2 separate regions of the Mus musculus genome follow, and region 2 is linked to region 1. Evidence: chromatin loops called from intact Hi-C (ENCODE). Cell type or tissue: heart. All regions are shown on one strand. Links, peaks and the distances in the headings refer to the core of each region. The heading gives the core; the rest is flanking DNA. Region 1 has its middle 25 kb from the start of Gm20750. Region 2 holds the start of Gm30402 (a long non-coding RNA gene).

Region 1 (8,335 bases), core at 107-8,106:
TACTTTAAAAATTAAAGGATGTAGCCAAAACTTATTTATGACAATTAAAAGTCAAAGAGAGAGAGAGTGAGAGGGGGGAGGGAGGGAGGGAGGGAGGGAGGGAGGGAGGAAGGAAGGAAGGAAGGAAGGAAGGAAGGAAGGAAGGAAGGAAGGAAGGAAATCCACAGAAAATGTTAGGGTAACGTGGTTCTGTGCTTTTCCAGTCTTTATAGTCTGGAACATGAAGCACTACAAAAAGCATATGATAGTAGAGGCATCGGGTCACAAACTCAAGAGCCGGTGGCCAGGCTCAGTGCTCCATGTGAACTGATAGGAACAGCCAGTTCACTCATGAAGGCACATTTTGACTAAGCTATTATTCCTAAGTTAAAGCGCAGTGTCAGGTTAGGAAGAGCGAGAATGCATGGAAGGTCCCTGCCCTGTGGAGTTCCAGACACTAAAGGAGACAGTTGTTAGGCATGTTGCTTCCACAAGGGTTGGCAAGGGCCATGATGGATAATTCACAAGAGCCCTACACAGGCCCTGGAAAGGCTATAGGGATGGCAATCTCTGTCACACTAGGAAGAAAGGCTTTGTTAGTCTATAGGTCTGTCTCATTCAAAAGTATAAAACAAGCCAAACAAACACAAACATCCTTGATATCTGTACCCAAGGTAGGTACTGTAAACCTCGGATTTTATTCACCTGACTGGGCTTCAAGTAATTTTTGGATCTTTTAAAAGGACAAAGGTTTGCCATCACTGAGAATATGTGAAGTATTTTTAAAACCCGAAAGTGCTCTTGGAGCAAAGCGGCACCATTACGATAAATGTCAAACACCCCGAAGGGACCAAGATGAAGGGGGTGATACTCCCAGAGAGGAATCTGAGAGATGGAAATGCGTTCTCCTCTGAAGCAGCATCCCTTTTATGGAAGAGCCAGTGTGCAGAGCTGGTTAGCCAGGATTTAGGGCTTTCTGGTACTAGCGCCTTTGTTTAAACACGGAACAATAATGATTCTTCTTAAATGGCCCGCTTAGGCATGGGAACTTGGATCAGATTTGGACTTGGATTTGGGTCTCAGCCCAGCTTCAGAGCGTAATATCAGGATGGTCATTTAATCACTCTCAGCCACCCTTCTATTCCTAATCACTTTATTGTGAAGGTTCCCAAACCAAAGGAAAAGCTTTCACAATAAACATCCACAACTCTGTCACAGAGAGTTGATGGACGCTTTTTAGTTTCCCTATCCCATATTGTGGACCTGTGCATGTCTCCACAGTAACATCCATTCTGAGTCCATCTTAGTTTCTAAAAGATATCAATGTAAACTCCCCCCTCCAAGTATCAGCATACAAATAAGTAACTAGAGTTGAATAATTGCGTGTAGTTTTCTTCTTTTGATGAAAAAAAGAAGAAGAAGAAGAAGAAGAAGAAGAAGGAGGAGGAGGAGGAGGAGGAGGAGGAGGAGGAGGAGGAGGAGGAGGAGGAGGAGGAGGAGGAGAAGAAGAAGAAGAAGAAGAAGAAGAAGAAGAAGAAGAAGAAGAAGAAGAAGAAGAAGAAGAAGAAGAAGAAGAAGAAGAAGAAAAAGAAGCCATATCTGAAAACTCTGGTGGCTATGTAATTGAAAGGACCCTTGGAGGTAGCATAGATAATGTGGGCTCATTCGTAGTTGGTTATTTCATTTTATGTATTGGCCATTGCACAAGAGTTTTAGGATATTATAGTGAGCAAGAAATAATGAACAATGTGCGAAAGAGATGATTATAAATGAAAGCCAATAAAGTACTGAAGGGGGCTTGACAGAGAGGGCAGGCTGCTCGGAGACCATGTACACAAGGGAATTCAGTTGAAGACATGGAAAGTGAGTGAGTGCTGAGATTATGACAGGACCCTGATCCAAAGGAAAGGACGTTTATATGGCGCCATCCTTGAAGAAACTCGGCGAGACTGGAGAGCAGCCTGTGGAAAGGGAGATTTGTGAGTATCAAGGCGTGATGGTGTCATCCTCCTGAGGCAGAAGAGAAGATTCAGGAGGCCCTGTGGCTTCCAGAGACAGTGCGAGGAGGAAGGGAAGTCAGCCCAGCCAAAGACCTGGACATGTGAAGCTGAACCAAGATGAGGCTCAGTCTCTAGCACCGAGGAACTAAATTATGTTAATTTCCATGTGATGGACCACCCTCAGATAGAAGTTAATATCAACATTTGCAGATAAAGCTACATAAAGATAGTGTGTGCCTTCGTAGACAATTCATTGTTCTTATTTTCATTTAACAGAGTTTTGTTGAAAGCCTGGTGCAAAATAATTTTCCTCAGACTAAAGGAGGAATGACACACCCTGGGGACTGCCATCCTAGTCTACAGCTGGGCGGGGCCAGCCCTTGATTTACTCTTCTTAGCAACCAGTTCCAGGAACCTCTTAGTTTTGAACAATGACTAATGATCATAAAAAGCAGTTAATATTTATGAGTGTTTACTGTGCGCCAGCAAAGTCTTGAAGTCTTTACTTGATTGCTTCATTCAGTAGGACACATAACAACTTTACTTTTGTCCTGATTTACAGATGAGAGGACAGACACAATGAGTTTGTGGCTGATTCAAGCCATACCACAAGAGGAGGAGTCAGAGCTCCAGAGTAGCTGGTACTTACAACCATTGTCCCAACCACTATGCTATGTATTAAGTGACCAATTCATACACAGCTGTGGCCCGTGGAGAGGTGACATGCACCTGACAGTGTTAAAGTCCGTATCACCCTAGAATAGATAATGCCAACATGACCTAGTTTGTTACCATCAATATATCCAGCTGCCTGAGTATCTTAGATGAAGACACTCAATGGCCAATAATGTCAGAGCTGGGACTGTAGTTTAGATGAACTCGCAGAAGTCACCCTCTGTTTTGTAGTGGGTTTCCAGGTTTTGACGGGGTACAGTGACTTGTTTATCTGGTACCTCATAAACTCAGATTAGTTATCATTGCATATTATAAGCCATTTAAGTTCATTCTAGGTTTTAACCTAGAATTTTATGTACAGCAACAGGCAAATAAAGAAACTATCCAGTATTTTTTTTTAGCCCATTCTAGTTTTCACATTCATTCTTTATTACTTGCCTCAAACTTTTTTTCTCTCTGTGGATATTTTCTCCCCTATTTCACTCTCAACTAATGTCTTCCTTACCATTTAGTTGAGACGATTAGAAGCGGTCAACACCAAACACTCATAAGTACCTTTATGACATCTGACTGGCTTTGCGCATGAGACAGGTAGTATATGATTCCTTCTTTTAAATGGAGTGTGGGGTCTTGGCTCCTTGTCAAGATGAACCTCCGAACTCGCAGGTAGAACTTAAATTCCATTCCTGAGTTCTGTTCAAGGGCTCTGCCCTGCAGTTCTCTCTCCCCTTTCTTGAGTAGTGTATGTTTTTCCCGACCTTGGAGAGGGTTTCCTTTAGGTGCCTGTTCTGTGGCACTTCCTTGCTACCCTTCATGTCACAACTCTTAGTAGAGTTGGCTGGGTGTCTCCATTTTGCCTCCTGTTCTGTTCTTTCTCAAGCTTACTCCAATAATGTGTGTGTTTTCATCTCCTAACCTAAGGACCTCAGGGTTGCAGCAGTTCAAACATCATATCCTTTGAACTATACAGGATATAGCATACCACCTACTCCAAGCTGCCACACTCCCCATTCATCCTCCTGTCTTCTCTGAGGTTCCAACTGATGCCTCTGATCTCTATGCACTGGAATGCCCCAGGCATGCTCTCTGGCTCTTCCTTTCTTCCTCACTCAATGTCAGTGTCGTCGATATGGAGTTGTCTTCAGATTAATAACTCCAACCCCTACTGCTATCCTGAACTAAGCCCAAACAAGGGAAAGTAAGAACAGGCAAAGAATATAGGAAGGATGTGTGTGGCAGTTCCTGTTAGTTGACAGCTCAAAACCCGTTCATCTCCTGGCTCCTTGGTAGCAGGCATCCGTTTTCCAGGGAAATAAGCCTAAGCCTACTTGAAGGGTAAATTGCATACAGTATTATACAATGGAATAGTATCTAATCATTTGCTTGGATGTTATTTCTAGCTGATTAAACAGTAAGGAAAACTGGATAAAGGATTCCAACAAAGGCTTCTTTATTTATTAAAAACAAAACCACAGAGAACAGTGGCTGCTTCTTTCAGTGGTCTTTGAGGGGTCTGAGTGAGATGCCTAGAGCTGTGGCAGCCAGTCACTGCTGCGAAGTTAACTTAAAGACAAACCCGTGCTGAGCCAGGCCAAACGGAAGGAGAGAATGAGTCCCTGATACAATCAGGAGCCTTTGCACTAGCTAACTCTAAAGCTACTATACAAGTAAACTGTTATGAGCCTGCAGGTTCTCCTCATTGTTTAAGGCCGTGGAGTCCGGATGTTTTTGTTACCAGAGGTTTATACATTAAGATTAACATAGTGTGGACAATTTTAGGGGAGGACATTTCAGTGACCATATCTACATTTAACTGGAGTGATCAAGACACGATGTCCTCTGCTCTTTTATGTTCTTTGATTTCTGTTCCAGCTGCCAGTGGACACCTGACCACTGGGTGACCACTAGAATGTCTGTAGTGTGGTCCACATTTCCCTTCTGCTCATTCAGCTGAGTGGCTTGACGGAAATTTGAAGAGAAAGTTTGTGGAACAAGAGTATGGATTCCCCTCTTTATTTTCTTCCTTCTCTTTGTCCCTGTAGACCTCCTTCTCATCCTGCTCTTGTTAGTTTAAGAGCACAGAGCCTGGCCAGTCCACTGTATCTACTGTACCCAGAGTGATAATGAGTAGGCTAGCCACATCGCAGTTTTCTAAGAGCATCCTGGAGCTCAAGTATAAAGATAGAGATACTTCTATCTTCTAAGTAGTCAGTTATAGAGGGCTGACCCCAGCAGCACAAACAGGGCCTCTGAAGTTAGAGCGAGCTGGGCTTGTTGGAAGAGTCCAGAGGAAGACAGCAAGACCAGAACACCATGCAGGGTATGTGTTGAGAGAGAAAAAAAAGAAACAACAACAACAACAACAAAAACCCAAACACCAAAACAAAGCAACAAAAAACCAAAAATCAAAAAAACAAAAGCCAAACTAAACAAACAAACAACAAAAAACGTTCTAGAAGATCCTGTGAGAGCTTCATGACCATGGGAAAGTGTGATTTCACAGAAGGGCTGGGAGAAGCCAGAACAAGGTTCAAGCAGAGAGGGTTAATCTGATTTACCTTAAAACATTTTTCTTTGACTAGCTGTGGAAAACACATTGCAAAAAGTAAGCTAGAAAAGGGGGTGGGGTCAAGCTTGGAAACTGTACACTCGGCTTAGCCCAAAATGCCTGTAGTAGCAGTAGGGCAGAGGGCGCATTCAGGAACTATGTTCAGGTCAAAGCTAAAATATACTGATGATGAGTTGGAGTTGGGAGGTGAGTAGGAATGGGTGGGGAAGAAGGTAATGAAGAGAACTCAGAGTTCCTGGGGTTTTGGGAGTTTTTTGTTTTTGTTTTTGTTTGATGGTTTGTTTTTAACCTGAAGAAGCAGAAAAGAGTTGGCCCACTTACACAATCTCTTCCAACAGAACACACACAGAATATGCCCACCATCTTTCCTTTAGTGAACATTAGATAGGCAGGCAGACAGACAGACAGACAGACAGACACACATACACACACACACACAGAGAGAGAGAGAGAGAGAGAGAGAGAGAGTAACAACTAGCTTGGAGAATTTTCTCTACGAGTGGCCTATGACGAATGTAGACTTCTATCTAACATGGTATTCTCCCTGAATCTCAAAATTCTTGTCCCTGGTCTTTTATTCCATCCTGCTTAGTTTTCATGAAGTAAATATTTTGTTCAATAAGTTGACTCTTTAATCAATTAAATAACTTCATATTTCATCGAGTACTATTGCAATAGTCTGTTGCCAGCCTCAATGATTAATCTGTGCCACTTGAATCTTTGCTTCCTAGGGGCTTTGCTCTCTTGCTCAATGCAAAATGTCTAGAACAATACTTTGTGTTACTAAGCATGTAATGTTTGTTGGTTGATTGACTGAACTAATAAGATTACAGTATAAATGAGCATAAACTTGATTCTTGAGTTCGTCACAAAATAGGGTTAATGAAGAGATTTTTATCTGAAAGCCCTAGTTACCCCGACCTGCACGCCCATCCTGTTTTTCCTTAGGCTCTTTGGAAACCTGGTACATATAGGTCTCTTTACTCTGGAATAGAGTAGAGCTGTTTCACAGTGCTCGTGGGGGTTTCCCCCTTCGAATCGTACTACTACAAGCATAAGAATTAAAAGGCCTTCATCTAAGAGAAACACTACTTAATCACACTTTCCTCATTTGGGGGCCACTCTTAGAAACAATTATACTGTAACTAATTCCGAAAACTCTGAGACTGGGCAAGAGGGGACACAAAGCCAAGATATATTCCTTTCCAGTGTACCCGAAAAACAAAATAAGAGAGAATGGACATTTTGGCAAAATTGAACTTAACATACATCTCAGTATTCTCAAATTTTGCCTTGGAGCAATCAATTTAGGCTACCCAAACATCCTGATTGTTTTTGAATTGATTTTAAACATTGAAGCATTATGGCAGACATGTAAATGAGTCTCTCTGTATCAAAGGTGTATGAATTATTTATTTTTCAGATAAAATAATCAGGCTGAGTTAAGAAAAGAGAATCACCTAGGAAGATATTATGCCATTATAGAAATGAGACACACAGCATCGGTGCCAGAATCTTTTAAAAGCATAATATCTAAAAATAGAAGAGCAGAGAAAGAAAGAGGCCGGGCAGGGCCAATTGAATGCCTGGGTGTGAATAGAATAGGAAATTAATAAGAAAGCAGAAAAGGCATATGAATAAGCAGTAAAATCTTGCTATCAGAATAGAAATGCAAGAGACGCCATCATCAAAAATCATTAGGAACTTTTTATGTTAATACATTAATGTTTGCATAATCTTGGGGATAGAAAATGACTCCATAAACATGATACCTGTATTGTACACAGGTCAGAAAAAAAGAAGAATTTGTCTAAACATATTAAATAAATAAAAAATAAACATATAAATAAATTGTCTAAACATATTAAAGTCAGAGCACTAGAAAAGTATTTGTTACATATATAACAGAAGGAATATTGCAATTACATATAATAAATCTTTAAAAACCAAAGATAGATTAACACATCAGAATGAAAATAAAAATATCATGAATAGGCACTTCTCAACACAGACATGGTCATGACCAATAATATTTACTTCTACCATCATGCAAACAATTTTGAATTAAAAGCAAAAATAAGATACTGCTTCCCCTTTGTCAATTAGTAAAGATTAAAAATTGATAAAACCGGTGTCTATTGGGAACAAGCAAAAATGGTGTCAGAACTATAAATTCATCTTGCCAAGGTAAAATTTGGCAATATTGACTTTAAACACTTAATATTTATTTAAAATATATTTTTGGAAGCTAGGTGGATTACTCAGCCATAAAGAGCAAGTACTTCTCTTGCAGAGGATGCATGAGCGCCAGCATCAGGTGAGTCACAGCTGCTTGTAAAAGATCCACCTCCCAGCAGCCCTTGGGCCTGAGTGGGTTCGATGCCCCAGTGTAGGGGAATGCCAGGGTGGGAAGGCAAGAGTGGGTGAGTGGGTGGGGGAAGCAGGGGAAAGGGGGTGGCATAGGGATTTTTCAGAGGGGAAACCTGGAAAGTGGATAACATTTGAAATGTAAATAAAGAAAATATTCAATAAAAGAAAAAAAATGGGCTAGAGATCTGTGCAGAGAGTTCTCAAGAGAAGGAATAAAAATGGCTAAGAAATACCAAAAAAAAAAAAAATTCACTTCCCTCTTCTGACCTCTGAACACAGCACACTCACACTTGAGCATGTGTGCATGCGTGTGTGTGTTCACGCACACACAGTCAGTCACACACTTACACACAAAATCACTCACTCACACAATATCACTTACATACACCATTAAAAATAAAATAAAATCTTTTCTAAAATAATTCCCTTAGACACTAGAATCCTAACAATAAAAGTTAGGATGAAGTCATAAAAAAAAAATGGATGAAGTATATGGCTCTTAAAAGTCAAAATTTTATAGTAAAACGTATCGTTGAGTTAACCTTTGTTCACCATAAGTTATGTTGTGGAAGAGAATTAGTTAAGAAGAGAAAATGTTCACGTGCTATTATGTAAAATCAAGTCAGTAGATTATAATCAGTAGGTTATAGTGCCTTGTGTACCTAATTGTTGTAAAACAAAGTTGCCTGTATGTGGAGAAGTTATGGAAGAACACACAAGATGTTAATGGGACCATCTTTTG
Region 2 (8,335 bases), core at 184-8,183, 52 kb before region 1:
GTTTTTCCCCATACTGTGGTGGGTTTTTTGTTTGTTTGTTTGTTTTGTTTTGTTTCTGGTGGATTTTCAGGACTTTGTAATCTTGTACCTACCCAAGCTGTTTCCTGAGTTTAAGGCACATTGGGTTTAAGTTTGGAAGCACAATTTGTAATGAGCGGGTAAAAGCCTAGCCATCAAGACAAACCCTAGAGTGTTCTCTGAGAAGTGATGTTGACAGCCACTGCGTCATCATCTCCAGGGTTTCGATCCTTGACGGCTGCTGACCTTGGCTTTCCCTCCTTTGCTGACCTTGGCTTTCCCTCCTTTAGCTCCTTCTCGCCCTTTGCTGCTTTTGTTTCCCGATCCCTGTACCACATATAAGTTTCGAGTTTTATCATTGCAATAAGAGTGTTTTAGGCTGGCTTTTCTAAAATAAATGGAAAATGCTGAGAGAAGTGTGAACATAGAGGCTATGCTCATTCCGAACAGTCGGAGGAGGGCCTCTTGGAGACTGCACTAGAGTCCCTCCTTCCTACACACTGGCAAAGAACTTGACTGCATTCTGTCTGTGCTGCGTAAGGCTGAATGTCATGGTAGAAAGAAAAAAATCAAGACAGTAGGAAATTCAGGCTACACATGCACATTGCTTTTAGTCAAATAGGTAGGAAAAGTGAAGAGGAAACAGCCAAAGGGAAGATCTGAAAATGGTGCAGTTTACCCCCCAAAAGAAAGTCATGTGACATTCCAGGCTAGTGTCACAATAAAAATTAATAGCAGTAAGTTTAGAACAATACAAAAGAGGACTTGTGGGCAACTCAAAATTCCTCAAGAACATACCCATGACCGGCTCTCAGAGGTCTAAAAAAATTAAACTCATTTAAAATATTTTAGTTTGACGGTCTCAGGGCGCCTTGTCCTTACGACTCACTTCCCTCTGGTTAGCAGTTGAAGAATGTAGAACTTCATCTAGACATGGTCCAGGGGCTCTGGTGCAACTCTAACCACTGGCAGGCCTTCATTAAAGTCCATGTGATGCTAACTTTAGAAGCACAGGTATGGGGCTCACAGAGGCTTGCCCTGCCAGTGTGCCACGGGGCAACGTCTGCACGCAGCTCTCACAGGGAGATGCATAGCTAGCCTGTGAGAGTGAAGCCAAGGCTTCACGGCAGACCTCAGGCACTTGGAGACACCAGGATCATGGAAGGATGCCAACCCAAGGGGTATGCGCATGCAGAGCAAGCCCACAAAGGCTGTGCTTCCAAAGCCCTTTGGAGCTCACAACTTGCCTTCCTGTAGCCCGTGTGACAGACTTGAAACAATATTCTTCAGTATTTCTTCTGTGGTGGTGTTTATACCTCTATTGGGGACCTCTGGAATGGAGACATTTGATCTGCCTTGTAGGGAAAGTTTATAACCTGCTCTACTGATTTTTTTTTTTCAGGGGCTAAGAGCTAAGGATTTTCTTTGTCCCCCTGAGGAGACTTTGCACTCGGACTTTTCAGTGTTGGAGCCGTCAGGACTCTGGGTACGTTTAGAGATGGACTGGCTTGGAGAGGAACTTTCAAGGGAGGCAGATGCTAAGGAGGTGCCATTGAGTATCTCCCTGTTTACCATGTGCTGTTAATTACCACAGGTGGTGCTTGGAGACCATAGGCCTTTAAATCATACCTAGTAGAAGGAGCCAAGTGCCTCTGAAGAGAGTCTAGGGACCCTGGCTGCTTCTTCTGTTGTATGCTTCCACCATGGTGTGTTATGGGATGTGACCAAATGCCCAGAGCAAGAACACTACAGAACCATTCATGGAAGCCTCTGGAAACACCACCCGGAATAAGCCCCTCCTCCTTCCTGCAAGTTGGTTTATCTCGGGTATTTGTAACAGAGACCACAGATAAAGAGAAGAGCTATGAGCGACAGCTGGCAATTTTATCAATAAAGGATGGAATCGTTGGGGAAAATCCAACTGTGAGTTAGAGTAGCCTCATGCTACCTGGAAAGGCAAGATGACCAAGGAGCAGCAGATCCATCCTATTGGCTTATACAGAAATTCATTCTGCACCGGATGCCGTGAGCATCGGATTCAGCAGGGTGCGCACAGGGAATTCCTCATCTAGAACAAGGAGGCCATTTAGTGAGTTGGAATTAGTGGAAGGTGTTAGTCTCTTGGAAGCCAATGCCTGGATACCCTCGGGGAGATTTCCAAACCCTTATTCCCTTAGGATCAAAGTTAAGAAAACCTGTTTGGATGAAGATAAGGTTCTTAGTGAAGACCAAGAGATACAAGGGACGATTGGAGGGCTACCCAAATAAGTTCTTTAAGAGGACAGAACTGGGGTCTCAAAATTGGCCCCACCACCACGGGCATCTGCTGAGGCAGGTGGCTCGGGAGCCCCCAGTGTTTAGGTTCCCCTTGAGGGCGCTCTGGTGTCTATAGATGTGCTTAAGAACAAGAGTTGTCTTCAACACGTAGAACTCTGGCCCATTCACTTGCAGGAACTCCGGAGTGAGCGTTGCCCGGTGGAGGAGTGAACTTGGTGCACTGCTCCGACCCAGCTGAGCTTGGAGGGAAGCCCAGCCTCAAGCTAGCGGCATTGCTCTTGACCAAGTGCAACCGCTTCAGCCTGTGACTCTGGTATGGGCATCTCTGAGCCGTGCTCCTTGATGAGAGCGTGGGTGCCACGCTGCAGCAATGAAGGTAACTGACTGACGGGCCCTTCTGAGGCTCGGCCCCAACAGCAAGGCTGGAAAGACTGTGTCTAGGAAACATCTGGGCGTTGTCAGGATATGCAGCGGCACTTACAAAAGAGAACAGAACAAAAGAGCGCATACACTTTTAGGTATTTCTACCAATCTTTTTATTTTTTTAGTTATTTGCTGTTTTTTAATAGAAGAGGAAATTTTAGCAGGACTAAGCTTCATGCAATATTTTCTTCCTTAGTTATTTAAACTTTTTTTTTTTTTAACTTACAGAAATCCTTCCAATTACAGATCAAAGCACACGAAAAGAAACACTTCTAGAATCAAAACCAGGGTTAAGGGTAGGTAGAGGACGAAGGACTCTGTGGTTTGTTCAGCCTAGAGGAATGAAGGAAATGATATTTCAAAGTGAAGACTGAAGGGCAGAGCTCATCACCGTGGGACATAAATATGATATATTGTACAGTGAGGAGGAGGAGGATGCTGAGGTCAGGATAGAGCCACGTTGTGCCTCAACCATATACATCTCCAGTCAGGAAATCCTGCTTCGTGACAGCAGGAAATTCAAGAGCACTGGGAGGTTCCAACCTCAGTCCCAACTTCTCTGTGGTGCGAAGGGGGGTTGGGGGGTGGTGGCTATCACGCTGGGCAAAGGAAGCTCTGTGTATTCCAGGGAGAAGAAGGGAGGAAATTAGTTACCCAAAACAACTAGGTTCAGAGGCTCTGCTGCAGGGAGAAAAGCCCCCACATCCCACGAGATTTCAGGAAGCCGGTCCAGCCCTACTTAGCAGCATGAATAGGCAGAGGAAAGAATGTGAAGGCAGATAAAGAGGGCTGCCACAGCCCCAGCTGGGCCTGTTTAAATAAGTCTGGCATCGAATGGAAGATGAACAGGGAGGACTGGGGAAAGGCATGTGGCTCTTCACAATAGTGCCCCCCCCTCCGAACCTCCCCGCCCCGCAGCATTTTTTCTGAGTGGGCAGGGAGTAAGGAGTTGGTCCAGGGGTTAGATGACCCCACCCCACTAGGATGGTGGATCGGATGACCCGTTCACGATGAACCTGTAGCCTTCAACTTTGTGATAGTGACATTTCAAACAGTGAAAGTGAGAGTGGTTTCTGAAAGTGCTCTCAGGAAGATCCACTCTCTGCCCTCTCTGCCCGCTGACTTAAGGACTCCACATTCTGGAGGTGACACTGAACTTGACACTCATGACTATGCTGTCCACTTGTTGTTGGAATCAAGCAGACGCTTTTACGAGTTGATACATTTCTATAATGCCTCTGTGGCAAACAGAAGACTGGTGGAAACCATCTCCCATTCATAATTTACCAACTGCATGTTCTGAAGAAACCATTGTATTTAGAAGGCACACAATGACTGCGACATTTAACGTTATTCATCATGATGCGCGAACCCCAACAGATCGTTTACTGGAAAGTATTTTGAGAAATTTACAGATGGGAAATGGCAGGCACCACAAGTCTGCTGGGTCTCTGCCCATTCTTTTCAAAGGTAGGAAATGTCCCTTTTCTTTGTGATATTGGCTCACCACTCTGTGAACCGGAGTGAGTAGACTGGGTCAAAGGTGAAGGGAGCGGAGCGAGCAAAAGTGTGTGGGTGATTACTGCACACGGGCCTCCTTCCAGGCAAGGTGGTCAGGTTGATCTCAGCACAGTACTCTCCCTCTCTCTGCCAAGAGGATGCGGTTAATTGGATTGGCAGATGTGGGAGGAACTGACGCTAGCAGATCATTTAACCAAATGCTTTAGTGTTTAACTGGATTCTCTATCAAGTGGTGTGCATCTACGCGTGCAGTCATTCTCACAACAAGCTTATAAGGGTTAGCCCATTTTACAGAAGAGAAACCTCCCAGCAATTTTGCTTTAGGACACAGAGGTATTAAGACACATAGTAAGATTTATAGCAAATGCCTGACTTAGTTCCCCCCTTTAGATTTTAAAATATATTTACTTAAGGTTATTCATCCATGGGCATATATTCATTTAAAGATGGGATTGGCAGTCCGTAGGTAAGCTTCCCGTGGAATTCCTTGTGTTGGGGAGGGAACTGGAGAGAAGGTGCATTTATGTGGACTCTTCTCAAAGTGCCACGCCCAGCGTTTTCTCCCACCGCAGTGGCTCTTCTAAAGACCATACAGATTGAAAATCCTACTGCTCCTTCTATCTTTACCTGGTCCCTTCAGATGGTCCTGGGTAAAACTTTATTTCAGCTCTCACTGTGAATACTCAGGATTGTGAACCCTTCAAAGCAGAAAATCCCACCATCAGGAAAATTATATTTGATGTTTGCTCCTGTTTGGACCACCCTGTGGCTGCCACTGCCTCTGCTGATGTCATCATCATCATCATCATCATCATCCTCTTGTGACCTGTGTAGGACCTGTGCTTCTGGAGCCATTCCAGAGATGGGAGGTGGTGATGACGATGTCTTGGAAACCTCTGGTCAGAAGCTTGGCTTTATATAGAGTGTGGCCAGATGGCTTTGTCATCTGCCTTATCCACAAGTCTCCATTTGATAGGAATTCTGTGAAGTATAAGCCAAAAGGAAATTCAGATTAACTCTGCAGATAGTCAACAGAGAGAGAGACAGACAGACAGGCAGACAGACAGAGACAGAGAGACAGAGAGAGAGACAGAGACAGACAGACACACACATAGAGGGAGAGACAGAGATAGACACACAGACTGAGAGACAGAGAGAAACAGACAGACAGACAGACAGACACAGGGGTAGGGAATGCAAGGATGCTGTGAAGGTTAAGAGAATGGACGTACACCTGGCACTGAACGGTGTCTGGCAGCATTACATGTCGGCTGTTATTGTCACTGATGTTTTAATGTGTTGCTTTCTGAAGATTTGGCTGTAAATAATTAAAGGACATGTGATCTAAAAAGATGTCTTAAAGTCCCATTTACTGAGCCATTTTTCTTTGTCATTCTTTTCTCTTACGTCCTTATTCTCTCCGTCCTTACAAAGGTAGTTTCTTCAGTCAGCAAAGATACTCTCATGCAGAGGACAAATAACGTGTCCACGCTTGGGGCCACTGATTTTAAAATGTGACATTATAAACCGGTAATGTTCACTATCAAATACTCAGGGATACCAGAGAATGAGTAGCAAAAGCCAGCCATTTGTAGTGATGCAGTTTTGAGGGGCAAAAATCAGAATGCCTTGAAGAAGTGAAGGTAGTCAGCGGGGCCTGTGAAATATCACCACGCAGATGCATTGTACGAACAGAACTGATAGAACACTGAGGTATTTCTGAGAACCACACAGTCTTTCTTGGCTCTAGGTGAGGTTAACTTGGGTGTGGGAGAAGTAAGCTCCCAGCAATATGACCGAGCCAACGCCAACACCACCCTGAGTGAGTGGCTTCTGGGCACTTGTCTCCTGGATTTGAAGAATGAAATTCTCAGAGCACAGTGGGCGAGTTTTAGAAAGATGCACCTTATTGTAAGGATCTTCAAAGCAAAAAGTCAGAGCTCTGGTGCATAAGAGGGGTCTCCGGGAGTGGGTGCCACTCAAGTGCCACTGTCCTGGACTTAACAAGGCTTTACCTGATGAAGAAATGGAGCCATCATGAACTGTCCAGTTTCCACACTAGGTGGCCAGGTCTTCAGTATGGTTTCCAGGAGCGAGGTACCCATCTAAGGAAGAAAGACAAAGAAAAGCCAGACCTTCCTCCTGGCATCTCTGGCCTCCAGTAAGCATAAAGCTACCAACATGGGCCCAAGAGCTTTTCTGGATTTCAGTTAACAGAAAAACAAAAAACAAAAACAAAACAAAACTAAAACTATTTCCTTTGGGCTCTTTTACCCTAAAGCTGCCTAGCCAATTTTTATCTCCCCTTCTTATCAATAAGCAGAAGGGGCAGAAAGACCATTTACAAAGAAGTAATGGCAATGTCCTCTCAAATTAAAACTGACATTTGTTTTGTCCCCTCCTGTCCTACTGTAACGTCTCTTAATCCTTATGTTTCTACTTCTTGCTATTGATTTTAAGAAATGTTTGACTTGAAGATGTAAAAGTCACAGTGGCAAGGTTGGGTCAAAATGTTCATTTGTTAGAGATGTAAGTACTTTGCATATAACTTTAAATTCACACTGCGACCATTCTCTACCTCTTTGGTGGCATCTTTAAGGGGATTGATTTTGTGTGTGAGAGTGAAGGAAACAGAAATTTGCATGAGAGTTGTGTGGGAATGGACCAATGCCCTGTTTCACAATAGTGGTTTTTTTTAATTATTCAGGGTTGTTTGTACATGTGATGAGTTGTTGAATCTTTATAATTCTTCATCACCAAACTCATTGTTCAGCTGCCTAATCTCATTAATAGATTATTTCTACAGAGTGGCTTATTTGTATATGTGTGTGTGTCTCTGTGTGTGTGTGTGTCTGTGTGTATGTGTGTGTGTGCGTATGTACACCAAGCAAATGCTCTATCACTGAGTCACATCCCCAGCTATTCTCATTTGGTCTTAAGTGTGCATTACCTGACGCTACCAAGAGTATTTGTTCTTGCAAGTTTGGACAAGAGAATTTAGAGTCTTATCCCTCCAAGGCACAGACACTGGAAAATACTGTTTTGTTAATTCTTTTAGGTCCATATCCAGTCTCTCCTGGAAACTTGATTTTCACTTCCTTTTTTAATCAGCTGCTCTGTAAAAATATTCATGTTTCCCTTGCTTTTGCCACAGAGAGGGCCTGCACAGCTGTTCCTTCCCTGTTATCTTGCTCTGACGTGTTTTCCACAATGCAATGCTAGAAAAATTCTACACAATCTCTGTGAAAGGATTAGAGAATAAGCATGTGAAAAGTTGTAATTTTAAAAATCTTTTCTTCTCTTAAAATCTTTGTAACTAAAAATGGAGATGTTGGTTGGTTGGTTGATGTAGTTTTCAATCATAGAGAAAGGTTGAAGTTATAAACAAAAGATATGGAAGAGTCTATTTTGAGGAGAATGGTTTAAAAAAGAGAAAGTGAGGAGGGGAGGAAAGGCAAAGGAAGAGAAGGGAAGGGAAGAGAGAAGAAAGGAGGGGAGAGGAGGGGAGGGGAAGAGAGAGGAGGGGAGGGGAAAAGAGGGGAGGGGAGGGGAGGGGAGGAGGGGAGGGGAGAAAGAGCCCAGCGGCTTGTTCATCAGTGAGTCTATCTGAGAACAGTTGAAGCACACATGACAGCTGACATTGGATCGGACTAGCTGTAGTTTCTGTATTGTACTAGACTTGCAAGATTCTACCATTTTCCTACATATTTTGAGCATCACTACTCATCTACCCATCACTTAAATAACTTGGTCATTATGGCTAACCAACTTGAAAGAAGTCTTGAATTTTTCCCCATAGCCAATTAGCCAAGTTATTTTCATATATCCAAAGTATTTCTTGGGTATATGGATATAAAGTATTTCATGCCTCTTTTTTTAAAAAAAATTTACTTTGTTGACTAATTGACTTTGTACTGGCATTTCTTCTTACCCAAATAGTTAACTTACGAATGGGACTCTCTGGCTCATATAGTTTATATTATTGCTAAGTCAATGCTTATATGCTAAGAGTAAATGGAGCTGTTATGTAATATAGCCAGGCTGGTTTGTCATGGTTTCAAGAGAACTGAGATCTTTTCTTAAGACATGAAAACTC

Evidence for each region. A loop is a pair of places that touch in the nucleus more often than their neighbours do. Peaks named below come from ENCODE experiments on the same cell type or tissue, not always from the same donor. Only the 100,000 strongest peaks of a DNase experiment are listed, where the experiment ranks them.
Region 2: it touches region 1 in a loop (2.0-fold over the local background); 3 of 42 quality-filtered maps call a loop at or near these places.

The regions. Positions count from the first base shown.
Region 1 is chr3:52,898,273-52,906,607 of GRCm38, reverse strand. No RefSeq gene overlaps it. Among named protein-coding and RNA genes, the nearest start is that of Gm20750, 25 kb to the left of the region's middle. In heart, for the core only: no CTCF peak of the experiment used is centred there; no DNase peak of the experiment used is centred there; H3K27ac peaks cover 676 bases.
Region 2 is chr3:52,950,817-52,959,151 of GRCm38, reverse strand. Gm30351 (a long non-coding RNA gene) reads right to left here. Exons shown (of 5, transcript XR_375652.4): 4 at 6,255-6,344; 5 at 4,653-5,220. Gm30402 (a long non-coding RNA gene) reads left to right here and starts at 1,260. Exons shown (of 3, transcript XR_867282.1): 1 at 1,260-1,504; 2 at 1,613-2,813; 3 at 2,947-2,976. In heart, for the core only: no CTCF peak of the experiment used is centred there; DNase peaks (open chromatin) are centred at 3,321, 4,311 and 5,101; H3K27ac peaks cover 4,251 bases.